2 separate regions of the Homo sapiens genome follow, and region 1 is linked to region 2. Evidence: chromatin contacts called from ENCODE Hi-C or POLR2A ChIA-PET data. All regions are on one chromosome and are shown on one strand. The core of a region is the stretch at or near the end of the contact, and the rest is flanking DNA. Distances in the headings are between cores, read along the strand shown. Region 1 overlaps BLOC1S5-TXNDC5 (BLOC1S5-TXNDC5 readthrough (NMD candidate)). Region 2 has its middle 53 kb from the start of SNRNP48.

Region 1 (6,293 bases), core at 3,130-5,629, 350 kb before region 2:
TGTAGTCTTGTGCTGCGGGGAGCAAAACCAGAACGTCCAAAGAAAGGACGCACATGGAGGATGCTGGTGCTGGCCGTGCCACCACACACGGCTGCTGGACTCTGGATGCTGCCGTTTCTACTAGCAGCCCCTGCCCTGGCACTAATGCCACAATGTATTTCTCTGCTGTAGACATGCTAAAGCTGAAAGCCAATGTTAACTAAAAACGATTCTGCCTTCTGTAAAATAAAAAGTAGGTGATGTTTTATTCTAAATAAATCACAAAATAAAATGTATGAGAAAAATATAGTGTACCACAGAGTCACTTAAGGTGTAAGTTTTCAGCTCAGCAAGCCTCATATACTGTTTTAATGCATGTGTACAATTTACTAAAGATTTAGCAAATTCATTACACTTCTCAAAAGGCTTGACATTTCTGATTGTATATCTCATTTTCCTCCTATTTTTTTTACATCTTTACCCAATGACATGTTTCCAGCTTGAGCGCAATAATGCCCAATCGTTTTTCTTAGCAATGTAGACTAGCACTCTACCTGCTAGGGCATGTAATTATCTACAGAGGTTAATATCTGAACATAAAAAGTGGCATCTATTAGCTGAATGGATCCTGAGCAAATCCTTTGTTTATTAAGCTGAAAGCTATCATCTGGAGGTCTTGCTGACTTAGAAGGGCCTGAGTCTGACAAATTGTTAATTAATATTGCATGTTCAGCCAGTAGCTACAGTATTCAGCCAGTAGCATACGAGAATTGCAATGATATAATTATATCACTAATTACGAAAGAGTATATCAGAATGATTAAGAATATGGAATTAGGCCTTGTGTGGTGGCTCATGCCTGTAATCCCAGCACTTCAGGAGGCCAAGGCGGATGGATCATCTGAGGTCAGGAGTTCGCGAGCAGCCTGGCCAACATGGCAAAACCCCTTCTCTACTAAAAATACAAAAATTAGCCAGGTGCAGTGGCGGGTGCCTGTAGTCTCAGCTACTAGGGAGGCTGAGGCAGGAGAATTGCTTGAACCCAGGAGTCGGAGATTACAGTGAACCGAGATTGTACCAGTGCACTCCAGCCTGGGCAACAGAGAGAGATCCTGTCTCAAAAAACAAAAAACAAAAAAAAAATGGAATTGCAACCAGACAGTCATGGGGTCCATTCCTGACCTTATTCCTCACTAACTGTATGAACTTGGCATATTCTTTATCCTCTCTGAGCCTCAGTTTCCTTACTTGGCTGCCAAAAAGGCTGGACGGGATACCATTTGGGAAGCATTTAGAACAGCATCTGGCACTTTAAAAATGCTTGATAAATGTTAGTACTTAATCATTATATTAAGCATGATAGTTTACAAAAAAACTTGCTCACATATTGAATTTCTTTGAACCTGTCAGTCCTGTGAAATAGACAGGAAAGGTGTTATTCTTATCTGATATTAAGAACTGAAGTTCATAGAAGGATTCAGTAACTGAAGTTAATTAGCGGCAAATCCAGAACTGAAAATTAGGGGCTGTCTCCTCTAGATTTCTAAACTACACACATAAAATACAAGACAGAGGCAAGAATCCCTGGCCTTTATGAATTTAAGCAAAGGTTCCTGATAGCAGTAGTTTTCAAATGCCAGTCCACGGACAGTGATCCTACAGGACAGAGTTTTCCCGTGTGTGTCATTTGGATTCTCAGACTGGATGGTGAAATGAGAACATGAGGGTTAGAGCAGTGAACTTGAGATAGAGTTAAATTTATCCACCTTAAGGAACTGCCTTTTACTATCATGTTATAGCTTTTCTACTTTTTGGTATTGAAATTGCCTTATGAAATGATGACAGATCATGGTAGCTATTTTTTGGTTAATGTCTCTATCTGAAGTAAGAGAACTTTGACAAAGACCACTTTGGGTCGCAGGTTTTGTTTTAGAAATGTTTCTAGTCCAAAATCGGAGAATCACTGCCCTAGAGTCATTTCATTATTTTACATATTAGTAGTTAAGTATACCGTAATACTTAGTTTATCTACATTAAGCCATAAAATCAGGGATTTGGATTTTTATGCAGTTTTTTTTTTCCTTCTTTTTTGTTTTTAGAGACAAGGTCTTGCTCTGTTGCCTGGGCTAGAGTGCGGTGGTGTGATCATAGCTCATTGCAGCCTTGAATTCCTGGCCTTAAGCGATCCTCCTGCTGCAGCCTTCCAAGTAGCTGGGACTGCAGGCACATGCCATGACACCCAGCTAATTTATTTTTGTGTAGAGACAGGGGTCTTGCTGTGTTGCCCAGACTGCTCTTGAACTCCTGGCCTCAAGCAATCCTCCCACCTCGGCTTCCCAAAGTGCTGCGATGACAAGCGTGAGCCACTGCATCCAGCCCTCCAATTTTAATTTTCTCTTGCTCTCTTTTTAATTACATAGATCACTGATGCTTATCTTTTTTAAGTAGCAATCGCAGACCGTTTTAGGAATCTTTTGGTAACTCCATCCCCCAAAACACATACACAAACAGTTATAGGTGCAAATTGGCTAGTTCACGAATTTGGTGGTACAGAAGCCCAGGGACGTGTAGGTGGCGCTGGTTCGTTAGTTTATGTAACCCGTTTTCTTTGTTTTTTTTCATCTTGCTTGTTTTCCCTATTAGATGTTAGGGCTTATACAGGTGAGAGTGGTGTTACAGGAGACTGGGCAAAAGGCTTAATGTCAGGACCTGATGGTTACGTAGAGGTCACTGCATCTTGTGTGGTTTTTCAGGCAGAACAGTCATATGATGGAAGATTGTAAAATATTATTAGTTATTTGTTATAGTTAATATATATGTTAGCAAAGAAGTGAGGAAGAGGACTCCTACATACTCCTACATACTCTCAAAGGAGAGTATAAATTGATGTAACCTCTTTGGAGGGCGATCTGAAAATATCTATCAACATTTAAAATGCACATACTGGCTGGTATGTGCTTAACAAGGTATGGCACATACTTGTTAAGATGTGTACAGAGGTCTTTGTTGTAGCTTTTCATATGAGAAAAATACTAGAAACAACATAAATATCCATTAATATGGAACTGGTTAATCAATTGTGTGGTATATTTGAATGGGAATACTATGCAGCCATGAAAAAGGATGGGTTAGCACTAAACATGATAATATGGAATGATCTCCAAGATGTTATTATGTGAAAAAGAAAGATACATTTTAAAAGGAGAAAATGCACACATGCTTGCATTTGGATATTTCTAGAGTGTATACCAGCAGCTGGTACTGATGACTGCCTCAGGGTAGGGTCTGAGGAATCAAGGGTCTGCAGGTCTGCAATGGGAGGGATACTTACTTTTCCTTTTTCTATTTATTGTAGTGCCTAAATCTTTTTTTTTTTTTCGAGATGGAGTCTCGCTCTATCGCCCAGGCTGGAGTGCAGTGGTGCGATCTCGGCTCACTGCAAACTCCATCTCCCAGGTTCACGCCATTCACCGGCTTCAGCCTCCCGAGTAGCTGGGACTACAGGCACCCGCCACCGCGCCCAGCTAATTTTTTGTATTTTTAGTAGAGATGGGGTTTCACTGTGTTAGCCAGGATGGTCTCGATCTGACCTCGTGATCTGCTAGCCTCAGCCTCCCAAAGTGCTGGGATTACAGGCGTGAGCCACTGCACCCAGCCTGTAGTGCCTAAATCTTTTAATCAGGTCCTTGTATTACTTATTCAATTAAAAAAAAGAGCTAGTTAAAAGGAGTTAATTTTAAAAATTACTGTGCAATATGAGCAAAAGAGGTTAGTGGATATTTACATTTCCTAACTGCAAGGAGATAAGGCAAAATGAACAGACTTCTTTTTTCCTTTTCTTTTTTTGCCTCATTCTCTAATGTGAGATCAAGGGGGCACCTGATGGAGTTAAGAACTGGGAAATGAATAAATCAAAGGAAATAGCTTTTTGCACAGCATGTAGCTAGTCTAAGGAATTTACCGCCAGAGGCAGTCATAGAGTCAAATACTGTGGCTGGATTTTTTTTTGGAAGTCTGGTCACTATGACCAGTCATAACATTTGTAGTTATGCAAGAAAAGATAAGGATAATCAAATCTGATGGTGCAGGATGTAAGCTGATCATTGCAAAGGAAGGAATTTCTCCCCAGCCTCCCTTCTTTTTTGGCTTCTCCCAGTGCCTCAGAATAACATTACACAATTAGCTAGGTCTGCTTTGAAGAGTTGACAGTACTTCCTCTGAATCATTAGGTATTATCCACAGCCAAGGGAAGGATTCCAGGCCTGCCAGAGCAGCAAAGCTCAGAACTCTTTTTTTGCACCCAGAGCGATGGCCCCTTCAGTTCCAAGTTCAGCGTTTTGGCAGGACAGCCCTCCTGCTGCTCTGCTCCTCCTGCCATTCCCGGTGAAGAACATGTTCAAAGGGAAATAATGGGTTTCAGCTCTTCTCCCGTTGAGCTGGCACTCTCGTATAAACAACAAACCCAAGATTATTGAGGGACTGAATAGATGTTCAGGAAATAATTCATGCTTTTTTCTCTTTCTCTTTCCTTCTTTGGCTCTGACTAGTAATGAATCCCTCCACCAGGGGGTAGACAGAAGACATAAAAGAAACCAGCACTGACCAATCTCATTTAGGCCCCAGTAACAGGTTTCATATTGTTCTAGGTCTCATTCATCCAAATAACCCAAGAAATACTGCACCCATTTACTGTCTTATATTTTAAGATCAAGAGTAGGATGTATCAAATTGACTTCGATTTGAGCAAGTAAGTAGAGTGTAGAATAGTATAGTATGTCAACATGAGCCAGATAAATTGCATTAACTAAAATCTACTGCAGATGAGGCCATTCTGTTTCTCCATGTGACTAGTTCAAAGGCAAAACTTTAGTCACATAAATGAGAGGACCTTCTTTTTTAAAAGTTTCTCCCCCATGTTATGGAAGCTGGCAACAGGCAGGCAGGGTATGTCTGTGTGCATGTATATGCATGCAGGGTGAATGCCCTTCCCTTTTCTGTCAGCCAACAGCTGGATGACTCCAAGACAACACAGTCAGTGATCCCAGGTCCATCTGGTGGCCACACACAGGGGCACGGCCTCTTGCTTGTCCCACAGACAAGATTCAAAACAGTCACCCAAACACCCAAAGTTCCAGGAGAAAATTTGTATCATTTTTGTTTGGCTAAATTATGTCTTTAAAAGTTCCAACAGAATTTTTAAAAATATCTCTTATTACATTTAATTATAATTTTAAAATAATTTCTTTGCTACTCAAACTCATCGACACCATGTACAACCTTACCTTTGAAGCTTTTTAGGAGACCCATTTCACTTCCAGCATTGTCCAGTAGAACTTTCTGCAGTGGGGGAAGTGTTCTTTATCTGTGTTGTCCAATATGGTAGCCACTAGCCGTATGTAACTATTGAGTACTCGGAATGTGGCTAATGTGTCTAAGGAACTGAATGTTTAATGTGACTTAATTTTCATTGACTTATAAGCAACAATGCCACCTGAACTTTAGCATTTCTTATATCCTCAGCCCATTTTTACTTTAGCATCCTAGCAAACATTCAGAAGTGACATGGTCATTTTCTTCCTTCTGGGATGGAGCGTTGGCTCTCTTTATTGTCATTAAGATCTTTGAAAGCAATAAGAAGATATAATTAGCCGGGCATGGTGGCTCACGCCTGTAATCTCAGCACTTTGGGAGGCCAAGGAGGGTGGATCACCTGAGGTCAGGAGTTCAAGACCAGCCTGGCCAACATGGTGAAACCCCATCTCTACTAAAAATGCAAAAAATTAGCCGGGCCTGGTGGTGCGCGCTTGTAATCCCAGCTACTTGGGGGGCTGAGGCAGGATAATCTCTTGAACCTAGGAGGTGGAGGTTGCAGTGAGTCGAGACTATGCCATTGCACTCCAGCCTGGACAACAAGACCAAGACTAGTCTCAAAAAAAAAAAAAAAAAAAAAAGAAGAAGATGTAATTTTTCTGTTTTCACACAGTTTTAGGAAAAGTGACACAGACTTGTCATTATGCAAAGGCTACGGTTTTTACTCAAATCCTGTCATGGGGCCTGTGTTGATACCTAATATCCCAATGGTAACCTCAACCTGCAACAGTAGTGAGGCTTTTTTCTCTAAATGGTATAACCCATAATTTTAGACAATAATAAAAGTTTAAAAATCTAATTTTTGCACAGCCAAGAATAACATGGGGTACTAGGAAATTCCATCAGCAAGGCAGGCAACTTCTTGGCATCAGGGATTGTGTCTTTTATCTGTTTCCTTAGTTCTAGCATAAATTTTAATAAGTGCTTCTCAAATGAGTGCTTTA
Region 2 (6,086 bases), core at 766-3,265:
TCCTTCTGCTTTGCTGGCTCAGAGCTTTCCCAAAAACTATTGTAATCAGCTTTGCTTCAGTTATTTGCAATCCATACACTGGAGTTAAGACCTTTGAAAGCAGCCCTCAAATAACAGGGACAGGGGCCAGTGTATAAATGTCAGAGGCTCCCTCTCTCCTGGTGGGACAATTTTGAGTTACATTCTACACAGAACATCCCCAGAAGGGTTGATCCTTCTTGTCTTACTCTCCCTACCCCCTCATTTCTACTTCCAGGGATTATCTTCCAAATAAACTACCTGCTCTCAAGTGAGCAAGCTCTTCTTTCAGGACATCATCTCCAGGAGTGTGGTACTTGTCCAGGATATCAGATGGGACTCTTCCAGTTGAAAATGGCAGAAAACCCAGCAGAAAATATATTTTGATAAATTGGAAAGGGTGGCCTCATTTACCTGAAAAGTCTAAGGATGGAATTGACTTCGGGTACTATAAGGCATAGATTTAAAATATCACAACGCCATCTTTTGGCTCAGATAGATCTGCTGTCCTCCTTATGGTCAGCTTTATACTCAAGTAAGTTCTCTCTCTGTGGTCATAAGATGGCTATAGTCATTCCAGATCTTCTCTTCTTTAAGCTTCAATTCCAACTAGAAAGAGCAAGAATATCTTTCCCAGAGAGTTTAGAAAAAGCCCCACGGTGTATCTTTGGCTTTCTTTGGGTCACATGTAGATACCAAATTGGATGTTCCACATCTAGATATGAATGTATCATTGAGGGAATCAGGATGAGGTGACCTCCCCAGGGGAAATCACATAGAGTTGTCAGAATAAGAGTAAATACTGACTGGGTGGCAAAATACAACTGAAATCCATTACATCCCCTCTTTTGGCTTCCTGGAACACCATACACATACATCCTTCCTTCCACACCTTGCAAGTTTCTGTACTTACTTAAAATAAACTCCCTACTTGTCCAAAAAAAAAATCATCCAAGTCTAATCCAGCATCAAGCCTAAGATCTCTGGATGATATGCAATTTTGTCAGTCAAGGCAAAATATCATGCCTCATAATAATTTTGACAACCCCTAATTCATTCAATGTACCATGGTGGAGAGAGAACAAGAGAATGGCCATAAAGCCACCACTTGGGAAAGGCAAGAACGAGAAAAATTTACAGTATTCACCAATCCAGAGCACATGTCATGGCCTGCTCAACAAGAATAACAAGACTGAATTACTGCCTGGCGTTGGACTTTCATCCTTGGTTAGGCAGCCTGGATGCCCTGGGAGGCTCCCCCCTCCCCATTTTCTTCCATAGCCCATGGAAGCAAGAGCCATGCTTACATGGAACATATAGTTAGAATTCATTTGGTTCCAAAAGACCAAAAATCCAACCCAACTAGGCCTTTGGAAAAATGTAATTTACTAGCTAAGATAACAGAAAAGTTCAGGGGTAGCATTGGGTTCAAGGGTAGTTTGCTGCAACCAACCCCTGTTAACCAGGACCCAGCTTCTCTTCAGCACATGGTCAATTAGCCATGGCCTATTCTGTGTTTTGGCCTTATTTTCAGAGAGTCTGTCTTCCTGATCCTGAGATTTCTACAGAAGATCTAGATTGTGTATCTTTTAGGTTTTAAGCTCAATAGGATTTTACTTTATTTGCCCTGGTTGTGTCATATTCAGTCCCTGGTTGGGAACTGAAATATCCTGATTGCTCAGACCTCAGTCATATGTTCCACACCCCGAAGAAGCCAAGGCCACCTGAAGGAGATAGAATGGAAGTGCATTAGGGGTGGTTCCCCAGAAGGATATTGGGGTGTGGTTATGAGAGAAGAGTGAATGGATGCTGGGCAGTAAGGCACATCAACCGGATCCAGAGGCATGGGGACGTCCTGACTCACACATACACCCAGACCAGGATCTCTATCCCTGGCTTTCTAAATAACATTCAGGTTGACCTGGAGCTGGTGCTGCTGCACTCAGCTGAGAACTCAATAAATGAGTGATTCACCTGAGGCCAGTGAGTACATGATGCCAAGGTCCCAATCAGGAAGGAAGTTGTTGAAAGAAGGCATGGATGTTGCATATGCCACAGGGCATTGCAGTGTCTCTGACTGTCCTGACCTTGTCTGGAAAGTTCTTTTCTGTTTGTCACCCTCTAAGAGCTGGATATGGTTGTGTGTTCCAAAGATGCAATTTTACAAAGGCTCAAGCTCTCAAAGTTGCTCCAGAGGATTGGGGTTGCGGGTGGTGGGTAGTCAGGTTGTAATTCCGTATGTTCATGCTCAAGCTCAATGCCAAGAAGAACTCACAGCTAGAGAATAATAGAATCAAAAGATAAATATGGTATATCTTTTCAGAAAATCTATTTTGCTTAATAGAAAGTAATTTAAAACATTACTTATATAACAAACAGATGTATAATGGAGTAGATTGAAAAGTTTACAATAATTTTAAGATAAGCGGTAAATTTCAAAGAAATATTCAAGCTTGCTGTGGAGACCCAAACTAAAATAACTTGCATAACAAAGAGGGGAAAAAACACCTTTTTTGGATGGGCGCGGTGGCTCACGCCTATAATCCCAGCACTTTGGGAGGCCGAGGCGGGCAGATCACCTGAGGTTGGGAGTTCGAGACCAGCCTGACCAACATGGAGAAACCCTGTCTCTACTAAAAATACAAAATTAGCCAGGCATGGTGGCACATGCCTGTAACCCCAGCTACACGGGAGGCTGAGGCAGGAGAATCGCTTGAACCCAAGAGGCGGACATTGTGGTGAGCCAAGATCACACCATTGCACTCCAGCCTGGGCAACAAGAGTGAAACTCCATCTCAAAATAATAATAATAATAATAATAATAATAATAACAACTTTCTCTTTCAGGCAGAGATGAAGAAGCATGATCCTCATCTAAGAAGTTAATCCTCTCAGCAGAAAGCTCAGTGACTTGGCAAGGTATTCTTAATAGCCAAGGAACAGCCACTGTGTGTGGCTGAGCAATGGGCCTGTTTATTATCCCCAACAGACCCACAGGGAGACAATTTAAAATGCAAGGTGAACAGAATCCTATTGTGAGTAAGTAGGACTTGCAGTGATGGAACTGTGAGGAAAGTATTGATCTCTTTCTCTCTGCTAGACAGGAAAATAAATACAATTATCTCCAGTATCCACTGAAGATTGGTTCATGGCCCCCCGAAGGATGCCAGAATTCACAGATGTTCAAGTCTCTGATATAAAATGGCATGGTATTTGCATATAACCTATGCACATCCTCTCATATACTTTAAATCCTCTCTAGTTTACTTGTGATACCTAATGCAAAGTAAATGCTATGAAAATAGTTGGCATACTATATTGTTTATGGAATAATGACAAGGAAAAAAATGTACATGTTTCATACAGACACGATTCTTAAAAATATTTTCAATCTGCAATTGGTTGAATCAATGCACGTGGAACCCACGGATATGGAGAGCTGACCATATCCACATCTGCAACTCACACTGTTAGGCAGGGCATAAACAAGTCTGCCAGGCAGTCTCATAGGAGAGTCTGACACAGCATATTCAGGAGCAGTAAAACCAAAGTCCATCGCCTGCACAATTCTGCAGAACTTGGATGGCAGAGGCCACCACAGCCTGTCCCTCCCTGAGCTACTGGGATGCTATTTCCAGACTGACTTGCTGAGACTTTGCAGAAGTTCTGCTGGGAGGAGGAAGGTGTATGCTGGGTCATAACAATGCATGTGACAAGGTTTCCCAAATGGCAGGAGAGTCAAGTTGGAGCTTAGAGGGTGGAGGTGCATGGCACAGAGGCTTGAGGGCCTGAGGGCAGAAACTGGGTACCTCAGGCTGGGCGTGGTGGTTCACATCTGTAATCCCAACACTTTGAGAGGCGAAGGCAGGCAGATCGCCTGATGTCAGGAGTTCAAGACCAGCCTGGCCAACATGGCGAAACCCCATCTCTACCCAAAATACAAAAATTAGCCAGGCATAGACGGGGGGTGGTGGCGCCTGTAATCCCAGCTACTCTGGAGGCTAAGGCAGGAGAATCAGTGAACCCGGGAGGCAGAGGTTGCAGTGAGCCAAGATTGTGCCACTGTGCTCCAGCTTGGGCAACAAGAGCAAAACTCTGTCTCAACAACAACAACAACAACAACAACAGGCCGGGAACAGTGGTTCACACCTGCAATCCCAGCACTTTAGGAGGCCAAGGAAGGTGGCTCATCTGAGGTCAGGAGTTCGAGACCAGACTGGCCAACGTGGCGAAACCCCATCTCTACTAAAAGTACAAAAATTTGCCTGACATGGTGGCCCATGCCTGTAATCCCAGCTACTCGGGAGGCTGAGACAGGAGAATCACTTGAACCAGGGAGGCGGAGGTTGCAGTGAGCTGCACTCCAGCCGGGGCGACAAGAGCGAAACTCCGTCTCAAAAACAAAAAAACAAAAACAAAAAAGAAAAGAAACCAGTACATCAGAACAGGGTCCCTGTGGGAGGTGGACTGCCTTGCATGCTTGCCCTTAGACTATGGGCACTGCCAGCTTATGGTTTGCAGTTCTTCCCACTATGTGTTGTCATTCCCTTTAGTTTTCCCCAGTCCTTCAGTAAATCCTATCTACCCATGTAGCTATGTGTGGTGGGCTGTAAAGAGGACCTCTGCAGAGCCAAAAGAGGGCTGCAAAACCTGTCCCACTAGAGCAGAAACTGAGAAGTGAGGGTGACTGCCCAGCTCACATCCACATGGTGGTTGTATCTTTACCTTCCTTTCTTTGGTGAAATGGCCTCACTGTAGCAGGTGATCCATGTGCCAGCTGCAGGGGACCACTCCCATGACCACATGCGTCCAGAGGAGGCTTTTGGCCCTAGCTAGGCTCGTCAAGCTGACCCAGGAGGCAAGCCAGGCCAATGAGAACCCTTGCCCAGGTTTTTTCAGCTAAAGCTGGAAGAAGCTCTTTCCTATCAGTTGGGAAAGCTGGGAAGATTGTGCCCAATGCTGCCAGCAGCTGTAATTTTAATCCTATGGAGTGAAACAGTTTAGGAGAACGATGGCATGTAGAAAGAAAGAGGTAAAAGACAGAGCCTGAGTTTTGGGTAACCCTGTGTTTTCTATCTACAGGAGGACAGGTGCCCAGATGGCTTTGTACTACCCGGCTCTCCCTACTCCTGCTGGTAGTTCTTGGAATAACTGTAGAATATACAGAGACCGCAACATCCTAAGGTAAGGGGCAACTGTCCAGAACTGCCTGGGCTATGTCCTCATCCCTCCTAGAACAGGATGGCCTGCAGTACTTGAACTCAGTGATCCAAGTTCCACCAAGGGCATAAAACTCAGAGTGGAGTGCTTTTGCGGTCCCTTAGCTGCAATGCAACATGGGTCATGTGCAGACAAGACTCCAGCCACCCAGGGCAGCCCCCCTGAGCCTGGGGGAACTGGCTTGCCGTGGATCCTAGGCTTCTGTTTATCCTCACCACCTATCTGTGAGTAATAAAGTTGCTTTGCCTGACTCATGCGACTGTTCTTTCTCACTAGACTCCAGTGATAAAGAACCTTTGTACTACTTTTCATGTGAGTCAATACATTCCTCTGAGCTTCCTTGGATAATCAGATTATCCAAGTTGATTGGTATTGGATAATCATCCTGTTTAATCAGCATCGTTTCACATACATACTTGTGCACACACATGCACATGTACACCCATAGGCACACATACACACACACGTGCATATGCAAAGAGCAAGGGCACTGTAGTCAGTGGGTTCCAGACTGAGACCAGCAGTGAAGGAAGTGAAGCGTAAAGTTGAAAAGGTGAGAATATAACTCTGAGAGGTCAAATGAGAGCAGATGGGAGACATCCACCCCTCTTTCCCCAATATTATAGAGGGAAGGGACTTCTTAAAGGTGGAAAGACCTGTAATCCTAGCACTTCGGGAGGCCGAGGTGGGCAGATCACGAAGTCAGGAGATCGAGACCATCCTGGCTAACATGGTGAAACCCCATCTCTACTAAAAATACAAAAAATTAGCCGGGCATGGTGGTGTACGCCTGTATTCCCAGCTACTCAGGAGGCTGAGGCAGGAGAATGGCGTGAACCCGGGAGGCG

What was found. Hi-C counts contacts between places; a loop is a spot of excess contacts on that map. ChIA-PET counts read pairs that join two places held with the same protein, here RNA polymerase II (POLR2A). Pooled maps may share reads with other maps.
Region 1: a loop to region 2 is called in a pooled map, with 2.8 times the contacts of the local background. The contact joins two enhancer-like sites. A Hi-C loop is called at or near these places in 1 of 37 single-sample maps with no recorded cell type and 2 of 50 pooled maps. POLR2A ChIA-PET finds 5 or more read pairs at or near these places in 2 of 52 experiments (Panc1 and common myeloid progenitor, CD34-positive).

What each region holds. Positions count from the first base shown.
Region 1 is chr6:7,990,427-7,996,719 of GRCh38, reverse strand. All of the region lies in intron 4 of BLOC1S5-TXNDC5 (BLOC1S5-TXNDC5 readthrough (NMD candidate)), which reads left to right. Among named protein-coding and RNA genes, the nearest start is that of BLOC1S5, 71 kb to the left of the region's middle. Within about 2 kb of position 4,379, at least 6 of the 41 ENCODE cell types and tissues checked have a DNase peak (open chromatin) inside an H3K27ac peak, as active enhancers do.
Region 2 is chr6:7,640,465-7,646,550 of GRCh38, reverse strand. No RefSeq gene overlaps it. Among named protein-coding and RNA genes, the nearest start is that of SNRNP48, 53 kb to the right of the region's middle. Within about 2 kb of position 2,015, at least 2 of the 41 ENCODE cell types and tissues checked have a DNase peak (open chromatin) inside an H3K27ac peak, as active enhancers do.